2 separate regions of the Homo sapiens genome follow, and region 2 is linked to region 1. Evidence: read pairs that join two places in POLR2A ChIA-PET (ENCODE). Cell type or tissue: A673. All regions are shown on one strand. Links, peaks and the distances in the headings refer to the core of each region. The heading gives the core; the rest is flanking DNA. Region 1 overlaps TES (testin LIM domain protein). Region 2 overlaps CAV2-DT (CAV2 divergent transcript).

What was found. Peaks named below come from ENCODE experiments on the same cell type or tissue, not always from the same donor. Only the 100,000 strongest peaks of a DNase experiment are listed, where the experiment ranks them.
Region 2: POLR2A ChIA-PET joins it to region 1 with 9 read pairs; 7 of 35 experiments call an interaction of 5 or more read pairs at or near these places.

What each region holds. Positions count from the first base shown.
Region 1 is chr7:116,251,779-116,257,172 of GRCh38, forward strand. TES (testin LIM domain protein) reads left to right here. Exons shown (of 7, transcript NM_015641.4): 5 at 1-197; 6 at 540-698. It overlaps LOC124901730 (a long non-coding RNA gene), which reads right to left. Exons shown (of 4, transcript XR_007060485.1): 1 at 3,340-5,394. Among named protein-coding and RNA genes, the nearest start is that of TES, 44 kb to the left of the region's middle. In A673, for the core only: no CTCF peak of the experiment used is centred there; no DNase peak of the experiment used is centred there; H3K27ac peaks cover 2,216 bases.
Region 2 is chr7:116,483,710-116,489,103 of GRCh38, forward strand. All of the region lies in intron 1 of CAV2-DT (CAV2 divergent transcript), which reads right to left. Among named protein-coding and RNA genes, the nearest start is that of CAV2-DT, 13 kb to the right of the region's middle. In A673, for the core only: no CTCF peak of the experiment used is centred there; no DNase peak of the experiment used is centred there; H3K27ac peaks cover 1,809 bases.

The sequences.
Region 1 (5,394 bases), core at 191-5,190:
TGAGTATGAAAGAAGGTGACCCAGCCATCTATGCCGAAAGGGCTGGCTATGATAAACTGTGGCACCCAGCTTGTTTTGTCTGCAGCACCTGCCATGAACTCCTGGTTGACATGATTTATTTTTGGAAGAATGAGAAGCTATACTGTGGCAGACATTACTGTGACAGCGAGAAACCCCGATGTGCTGGCTGTGACGAGGTATGTTCTATGGGACCACCGGCATGCTGGTGCCCTCTTAGACCCTCATATGGTCCCTTTACCTAGAAGGCAACAAGACTTGACCAAACAGCAGTTGCTCTGTTTACATCCAAAGAAGTTTTAAAAAATAAACTTCTGATATCATTCATTCTGTCTGTGTTAATTGGGTTGACAAATGAAAGACTAGAAATATAAAAGATTGATTTAGACTAAACTAAGTGATAGCATAAGTTCAAGCTTTAGGTTATCATTTTCAAACTTTAGACCCTGAGAAAGTATGTTGTTACAGATATAAATCTCTTATTATATAAAAATCCATCTTTATTTTTATCTTCTTCCTAGCTGATATTCAGCAATGAGTATACCCAGGCAGAAAACCAGAATTGGCACCTGAAACACTTCTGCTGCTTTGACTGTGATAGCATTCTAGCTGGGGAGATATACGTGATGGTCAATGACAAGCCCGTGTGCAAGCCCTGCTATGTGAAGAATCACGCTGTGGTGAGAAGTGTTCTAAGGATATGGTTGCCTCAGCCTGCTTTAGGACTTGAGTTTATGCTTTTCTTAAAGCCTCTTACAAATGGGAAACAGAAAGCAGTCCTCCTAAGTAGAAAGCAAATTATTCCTACCACAGGGTGTTAAAATCAAGGCAATTCAAAAACAATACATGCATTGACTATGAGCCACCTCAAGATTTCTACTTGTGAAATTTACAATATCAATTATAGGTACTGCTTAATAATAAAATCCTCACTTAAAAAAATTCTTAATGGGAATGAGATTGTTTTATTTTCATGGTTAGCAATCAGATTCCATTTCAATAAAGGTGTCTAGGGGCTATTGATATTCTTTAGCTCTATTTGAATATGATGCTTTCTGTTTGTGTTATTGGACCACCCACTGGAATTTTGTTTTTGCTACCTGGAGATTGTAAGATACCTATTTCTTAAACCCTCATTGAATTGATTTAGCATAACAAAACTTGGCCTGCGTATTTAGATTTTTGTGTGGGCCAAACATTCCAATGTGAAAGTATATTTTTTCTTGCATTTACTCTGCTTACACAGAGCTGCTGTTGTATAATGGCCAAGTGATGGTAATGTAGATAAAGGGTAAAAAGTTGACCATAGATGGTAAAGTGTATAATCCAGGAGTATCCAAATAGACATTTACTTCTTTATATGCAGCAAAACACATATGTGTTAATGGTCCCCTGAGCTATCAAGTAAAAGGGACTCCTGGCTAAGGAATGAAATTACATATGGTTTATATAGTTATATATAGTTATAAGAGTGTGGTACTGTGAAGATAAGGTAACAAGTTTTTATGTCAATGCCAATTTTCAGCGTTCACCCATTGCCCCAGATACAGTTATTCATTCTCTATCAACTGTGCCTCACCAATATATTTCACATTCTTATAATTACAACCATTCTACTTTAGACCTTTTTTTTTGTTGTTATTTTGACTATTGCAGTGGCCTCAAATTTCGTTCCTCCACTTTCATTCATCTTGCTCAAAAGCTACCCACCATAATGATGGAAAATTATCTTCCTAAAATGCAAATTATTAAACTTTTGATAGATCTGGCCCCTTCTTGCCTCTCCTGTCCCTTCTACTAGTTATCCAACGCAAATCATACATTTCCACACGTTCACCATCATTTTCTAGTTTACACACTGTTGTCTTTTGCTTACTCCTAATAGTTTTTCTAATACACCGTACTTTTCCCTGTTTTACCTGACTGTACCTACACATTTATTCCTTTAGATTCAGTTTAGGTTTAACTTTTTTTCGGAACACCTTTCCTGATTCACTATGCCCAAACTCCACCATTTCCTCCAGACTCTCCATGTTCCCAATGGTGTGTGTGTGGGTGGGTGTGTGGGGGTGTGTGTGTGTGTGAATATCATTCATCTGTCTCCTTCACTAGACTGTAAGCAGCTGGAGGGTAGAGCTTGCCTTATATCTTGCTTTCTATATCTTCAGTGTCAGCACTTAGAAAATGTTTGAGTGACTGACTCGTGTTCTTAATATTTCTCGCTTTGGGGTTACCATGGTCATTCCTTTACCTAGGGAACAAGACGTCAAATCACCATGTAACCTGATACATTATTTAGCTAAAAACTGCTTCAATGAATATTGTTGCAACAGTTTTTCTACAGACTAAAGGTATTATAATGTATACCTTTTTTTTTGCTGCTGTCTGACCTTTAGTCTCAAGGACTAGAATGTAACTCCATCAGGGCAGGGATTTTTTTATCTGCCTTTTCTATTCTGTTCCCAACACTAGGACAACATAGGTGCTCAATAAAAATTTATTGAAACAGATGAAACTGCTTTTTTTTCTTTTTTTAGCTGTTACAAGCTTCTCTGTATTACATTGTTTCTAATCAATGGCAGGGTATAACCACAGATATGATTTGTTTAAATAAAAGAATTTTCAAATTATTTAGTTTTATAGCATAGCATCATTTTGGCCAGGCATGGTGGCTCACGCCTGTAATCCCAGCACTTTGGGAGGCCAAGGTGGGCGAATCATGAGGTCAGGAGTTCGAGACCAGCCTGGCCAACATGGTGAAACCCCGTCTCTATTAAAAATACAAAAAAATTAGCTGGGCGTGGTGGCAGGTGCCTGTAATTCCAGCTACTTGGGAGGCTGAGGCAGGAGAATTGCTTGAACCTGGGAGGTGGAGGTTGCAATGAGCCGAGATCCTGCCACTGCACCCCAAGCCCAGGTGATTGATAGTGCGACACTCCGTCTCAAAAAAAATATATATATATGTGTGTGTGTGTGTGTGTGTGTGTGTGTGTGTGTGTGTAGCATCATTTCTTTTATGTTTACTTTCTCAGTGGGATATACCATTGGCCTTTGCCTAATATTAAAATGAGCATACATATCCATTGCCAGAACAGATTCCAGCTAACAGCAAAGAGAGCTACCCACACAGCATGCTACATTATATAAAATTTGGAGAAGGTTATCTAGTTCAGGGCATTGATCTGCTTAGATCTTTTCATCTTAAAGAGAGAAAATACAAATTATTTTTAGACCTGAAATCAAGTGCTCAACTCCAAACAACATTTCTGAGAAAAAAAAAAAAAAGTACCTGGAAGGAAAAAACATGGCAGATGCACCTACTTTGTCTCTGTGTAGTCACTAGAACTCCATAGTTACCCCCAGAATTCACATCCGTCAGATTCATAGGACACTCCTGCAGAGAGCTCATTACAACAGGTGTCATTAGCTCTTTTACATCCTGTGTACAAATAAGAAGAGGGATTGAAGGAAATAAGAATTCTTTGAAATATTAAAGGTTTAGGAACATGGGAAGATCAAATGGCAGGCAGGAAGTGGTGAAGCACATCATCTCCCTGAAGGGTTCTGCAGTCCCCAGGCCCTTGGCGCAGCCTGGGCCAATTTTAGATTTTTGAGGAATTAGGGAACAGTAGATTCGACCTGTGATTACATGTCAGATTTTGAATGAATGGTAATCAAATTATTAGTAAAATGAAATTTTATGAAACCCCAGACTTTAATTCTCTATACCATTTATGTGTACTAATTATCTTTTTGCTTAATTTTCTTAATTTCATGTGTAATTGAACATTAGTTATCTCTTTTTTGTAAATTGCAACTGAAAATGTGTGTTTTGGGTAATTTTAAAAAATCACAGGTCTGAGAAAAAGAAGATAGATCATGGTCTGAAAGCAAGGGAATAAAACACACGGTGTATTTTACAAGAACACATTCAAAATACATAAACAAGAAATATTGAAAGACTGTTCTTATCACAAGGAAATCATAAATGTTTAAGGAGAGGGATATCCTAATTACCCTGATTTGATCACTACACTATGTATACATGTATTGAAACATCACATAGTACACCCATAAATATGTACAATTATGTGTTGATCATAAATTTTAAAATGGAAAGATTAATATGAAATGCAGAAAATAAGACATTCTAAATGCATAATAAAGCTATAAAAATATATACAAAAAGCAGTTGCTTGCATGGTGCAGCTGCACATTAGAAATGTGCTTGTAATTGAAACGTTCATTTTTATAGTATTCAGGAATAGTGTGTTGATCAAAGAATTTTCATTGTATCTCAGGGAAGACTGGGTTGACCTAACTTATAGATTACAGAGCTATAATCTCTGTAATCAGAAGCAATGTAACAAAAATATGCAGGTCTGAAATGGACATATATAACCAGGCCTCACTTCACTGCCTAAACCAATTACCCAGTGAGTAGCAGCCACATTTTGAAGTCTTTTCAAGTAAGGAGGCTCAAGCTGAATGACCTCCACTCACCTGTTCCCACCCCTTATCCCTCAGTAATTCCTGACAATCACATTACGAGACCAAGGGTGCTTAAGATTAGTCACTGTGATACCAGACAGTCTTGCTGGCTTCTTCACTTGTTATGAAATATTTAAAACAAAAACTTTAAGACAGCCATATTCATTCAGAACATGTATAAACTATAAGGCATGGACTATCCAGTGTTTCAGAGGTCCGAACTGGTTTTCTGTTTTCTGCTATAACATAGGTTATTTATTCATTTTCCTCATGTGCATGTTTGAATAAGAAGAAAATTTTGTGGTGTAAATGTATGTATGTTTGTGTATGTATATACATGTTTGTATGTCATGTATATATACATAACACATACTGAATGGTACAGGGATTGTAAGTATTAATGTTCTACAATATTAGATTACACATAAATTATGACTGATCTTATGACAGAATAGAAGCCAATTAACTACAAGTTATATTTTTAGTGCAAATTCATTTTTCTCAAACACTGTCAGTATTTTTAATTGAGTCCTTAATTACTTTGAACATGATTTTAATTTACTACTGTCTAGAAATTAGTGGTGTTAATAATCTCATGTGTCATAGGTAAGACAGGTAAAATTACCACTTCAAAGCTTTAATGAACAAGGAAAAATCATAAACTTCTGTGTAATTACAAATGTGCAATCTAATAAAATACATCAGAACTAAGCACACTGCTTTGGAACTTCCCATCAAGACTTTCTGCCTTGAATGCCATGAAGTTATCTTACATGCATCAAATCACCTGTTTGGCCTTCACTCGTTATTTCTCAGGCTGCTCAGAATATTGACCTCCATTAACAGTTGGCCAAAAAGGTTAGCTAGAAGGCCACCCTCCATTGT
Region 2 (5,394 bases), core at 307-5,306, 230 kb after region 1:
CTCATCTCACTGGAATCATTGAGAAGCATCTTCTGGGATCACTTCCAGAAGGAGAATGTACTCAGAGACTAAACAGCTGCAGGTTCTACTTGCTCCCCTATTCTTCCCCAACTCCAAGATTTTTAGATAAAATTAGGCCCAAAATTAATATAATGAACAGCATAAAATGGAAAAGTAAGTAACAGAAAAGAAACCTGAGGGGTTGGAAAGTATCCTATCTTGGTCCATTGCAATGTTCTCTTTTTATTTTCAATATCCACTGAGTTTGGAAAAACGTGCCCCTTTGTAAATTTCTAGGTTGACATATAAAATGCCTTCTTCACCACAGTTTAAATAGCTGCACAGAAAGAAATTTCCAGAATATTATAAATACTAACATTACCCTTTTAAGTATATCCAATAAAATATAAATATTACATCAATATGATGCCATCATCATCTATTTTACAAACATATGAGCAAATACATGCTCAACTCTTCAAGTGTCAAAAATTTGGCTTGGTCCTTTTTTTCCTCAAAACAATTATTCTGTGTGATTTCTCCTGCAGAATCTATAATAGAATATTATTTTAAAGTAATTTTTTATTATACTTTAAGTTCTGGGATACATGTGCAGAACATGCAGGTTTGTTACATAGGTATACATGTGCCATGGTGGTTTGCTGCACCCATCAACCCATCATCTACATTAGGTATTTCTCCTAATGCTATCCCTCCCCTTGCCCCCAACTCCCCGACAGGCCCTGGTGTGTGATGTTCCCCTCCCTGTGTCCATGTATTCTTACTGTTCAACTTACGAGTGAGAACATGCGGTGTTTGGTTTTCTGTTCTTGTGTTAGTTTGCTAAGAATGATCATTTCCAGCTTCATCCATGACTCTGCAAAGGACATGAACTCATTCTTTTTTATGGCTGCATAGTGTTCCATGGTGCATATGTGCCACATTTTCTTTATACAGTCTATATTTAATGCTAAAATTATTTTTGATCACCTTAGCATATTTCTCTGCCACAAAAATACGCCTATAAAATGAAATTAATTTTTGCTGCCTATGATAATAATACCTAAGAATTACAGGTTTCCTTCTGGAGTATTGTTTTAATTATTAGTAGTTCACAATAATAAATAATAGTAATTACTATTAAAAACAGTAGTATACATTTTATTTATCAATTAAAAACAAATTTTAAACTGTAATAATAGTATATAATTGATCAATAAATTATAAGTAGTACACAAATTTTGGTGAAAATTGCTAAACATAAAAAGAATAATGTATTGGAAATGTTTATTTTAATGAGCTGGATTAGAGGTAATGCTTATGCACTCTGATTGAAGAAGATTTTGCTGCCAGTCCTACTGTAATTTCTCCTTTCCCCACGTCTTCCTCCTGGAGGCTTTTACACTACCGAGTACAGCAGCATGGTGAGTTCAGGATGGGTCTGCATTTCTTTGTAATTCTTTATATTTCTGTATAAAATGGGAAAGGAGCAAGCTTTTTTTTTTTTTTTTTTTTTGAGATAGCATCTTGTTCTGTCTCCCAGTCTGGAGCCTGCAGTCTTGACCTCCTAGGCTTAAGCCATCCTCCCACCTCAGCCTCCTGGGTACCTGGAAGTACAGGTACACACAACCACACCCAGCATTTTTTGTTTGTTTTGTTTTGTTTGGAGAAATGGAATCTCACTATGTTGTCAGAGCTGGTCTCAAACTCCTGGCTTCAAGAAATCCTCCCACTTTGGCCTCTCAAAGTACTAAAATTACAGGCATGAGCCACTGTGCCTGGCTGAAAGAAGCAAATTTGAAAAAAAAGGAAAACCACAGACACAGATCAGTTATCTGGCAAATTAGTTTTGGTAGAGTATATAGAGAAGTCAAACAAATGAAAACTGATTCCCTTAAAACTACTTTTCAGTGAGCCAAGATCACGCCATTGCACTCCAGCCTGGACAACAGAGCCAGACTCTGTCTCAAAAGAAAACAAAACAACAACAAAAACAAAAACAACTACTTTTGCTCATATGCTCTTTGGTTAGCTTCCAAATATCTCCCAATAGAATCTATAGATGTTATTGTATTTGTCCTGTTGGCAGACATGAGAAAAACTCCCCACATAACTCTCTGAAACAGCAGCACACGCCCCCTTGCAACACACTCCCCACCACAGGGAATTGCCCAATTCCGTTATCTTAGAGATGCTGTTTCACTTAATCAACAGATTCTGTTACTCTAGGAATTAAAAATTGATTTGGTAAAATTTCAATTACTCAAATACTGGTAAAGGTTATTCTTTGTCTGGCCGGACGCGGTGGCTCACTCCTGTAATCCCAGCACTTTGGGAGGCCGAGGCGGGCGGATCATGAGGTCAGGAGATCGAGACCATCCTGCCCAACATTGTGAAACTCCGTCTCTACTAAAAATACAACAACAAAATTAGCCAAGGGTGATGGCAGGCACCTGTAGTCCCAGCTACTCGGGAGGCTGAGGCGGGAGAATGGCGTGAAGCCGGGAGGCGGAGCTTGCAGTGAGTGGAGATGGCCCCACTGCACTCCAGCCTGGGAGACAGAGCAAGACTCTTTGTCTTAAAAAAAAAAAAAAAAAAAGTTTATTCTTTGTCAATATTGCTTCAGTTATTTTCTTAAGACAATTTAAATCAGCCCAGCAAAAATGAGCAATTAACTGAACCAGTCAATAAGCCAATCTTTGCTGGGCCCAAACTACATGTTCTATTTTGTATTAGATCCTGATAAGGTTTCAAAATAAATAAGAGGCACAGACCTTATCTTCTACAGTTTTTCTGGAGAAAAGAGTATCATGCCCCCAGAAAAGATATAACTAATAGCGCAATACACTGTAAGTTCATTCCCACATGACAAATCCAAGGGAAAAAAATAACTATGTAATATTAAGTTTATAAAATGAAATAAGAATTTTCATAGTGGAGAAAATGTTTTAGGTTAAAAACTATTCAACTTTTAGCTTAGAAGTCTGATGTTGCTCTTTGAATGGCATATGTGTTGGCTAACATCTTGTACAAAAATGCTAGTGACTAGGAAAATGTAAATCAATAAAATACCATTTCTCATACACTAGGATGGCTATAATTAAAAAAACACATAATAACTAGTATTCATGGGGACATGGAAAACATGCTAGTAGGAATGTAAAATGGTGCAGTCACTTTGGAAAACAGCCTGGCAGTTCCTCAAAAGATTAAACATAGAGTTAACATGATTCACTCCTAGGTATATACCCAAGAGAAATGAAAACAAGTGTGTATTTTAAAACATAGATACAAATGTTCAAAGCAGCATTATTTGTTATAACCCAAAAGTGGAAATAACCAAATGTCCATTAACTGATGAACAGATAGCATTGCTAAAAAGGAATATTATTCACCAATAAACCTTGGAAACATTAGGCTAAGTGAAAGACATCAGTCACATAAACCACATATTGTATGAATTCATTTATAGAAAATGCCCACAATAGGCAAATCTACACAGACAGAAAGTAGCTCAGTAGTTGCCTAGGACAGGAGGAGATGGAAAGCTCGGGTGATGTTAGCTAATGCGTCTGGATTTCTTTTGGGGTAATAAAAATGTTTTAAAATTTATTGTGGTGATTGATGATTGTACAACTCTGTGAATATACTAAAAACTATATTGTACACTTCAAATTTGTAAATTATATGTTAGATTAATTATAGCTCAATAAAGCTGTTATTTAAAAAAAGAAACATAAATATGTCTAAATATTTTTCTGTATTTATTCCAACTTTTACTTATTCTCCCAAATCATACAAACTACATACATTTCCTTCTATGATTTTAGTCTGGCATTTTTTGAGGCATTTCACAGCTATTTGGGTAGAACCTGCAGCCATGTGGGTGGCTGTTTCCCTGGCTGGTGCTCCAGGGTCAGCCCACTCCCCTTGGAGAGGCATGTGCCACTCCCATGGATTTGGAATGCTATCCACCTGTTTTCTCCGGCCCCCCACTTTTGTTTGTTGTTGAAGAACTAGCAAAGTCCTGACTATCCAAGTTTCTCAAATTAATTATAACTTTCTGGTGTTATCAATCAGAAAATCAGTAGGGAAAAATTCTAAACAATAATTGGCCCACAACTAACTTTTTATTTGCCTTTGAAATAATGTGTGCTTTTAATCACAGATTTAAATTATTAATTCCATTTTGGATACAATATGAGCACTCCAATTGCAGAATGTTCACACTGAAGAGGGTTGAAAGGAAACTATCTGAGGCATTTCTAGTATTCAGAGGAAAGCAACTACAGAATTGAACGTTTGTTTGAGAATCACCATAAAATGTGTAATTCATATGCAGATAATAAAAGATTCATGATTTGATCTTTGAGCTTCCAGAACAATAGCACCTCACTGTGTAGAAAAATAAAGCCAACTATATTACGCAAGCACACACCTTAAATATTTTATTATTGAAAAATTCCTTTCAAATAAGTGTGATATCTCACTGGATGAGTCCAGGACGATGTATAAAGAAATGTGGGTTTATAGCCTGGATTCAACATTTAATAATCATGGAAACTTCGTCAAATCTGTGAACTTCCCTGAGCCTCAGTTTTTTTGTCTCTAATATGGGTGTAATAGCAATAACCCGGCCTGCTCACAAGATAGTTCTTAGGAGCAATGTGACAGTACTTGCAGAAAAATGTAAAAGATGTGTATAATATTAAGAATTATTACTCAGATGAGCAAATTGGACCTTATTCAGTATGAGGCCCCCTCCCTCCCCTCCCTTTGGTTGCCTTATTTGTAAGCATTGACCCTCTAAGTAGGCTAAAATTTATTGAGTATCTTTTCTGAAAATTACAGAGATAAACATTGTCTCAAGCATTTTCTTTTATTATTACGTTTCTGCTATTTGTCATTGAAGAACCCAACGATAAGAGAGGTTGACTAACAACCAAATTTATACCTGAGTTTTAGATCAGAAATTAAAACCTGGGAGGCCGAGGCGGGTGGATTACGAAGTCAGGAGATCGAGACCATCCTGGCTAACATGGTGAAACCCCGTCTCTACTAACAATACAAAAAATTAGCCTGGCATGGTGGTGGGCGCCTGTAGTCCCAGCTACTTGGGAGGCTGAGGCAGGAGAATGGCGTGAACCCGGGAGGCGGAGCTTGCAGTGACCAGAGATCGTGCCACTGCACTCCAGCCTGGGCAACAGAGCAAGATTCCACCTCAAAAAAAAAAAAAAAAAATTAAAAGCTAACTCTAAACTTACATTTTTTTTTGTAATACACCATGCTTTTGGGGGAAATTCTCCCTTCTGTAATCTAAACAACCTCCCTTCCTTTAAAACACTCACATTAGAGGATCCACCATCCATAGCTCCTGAAAAGGGAAGAGGATGA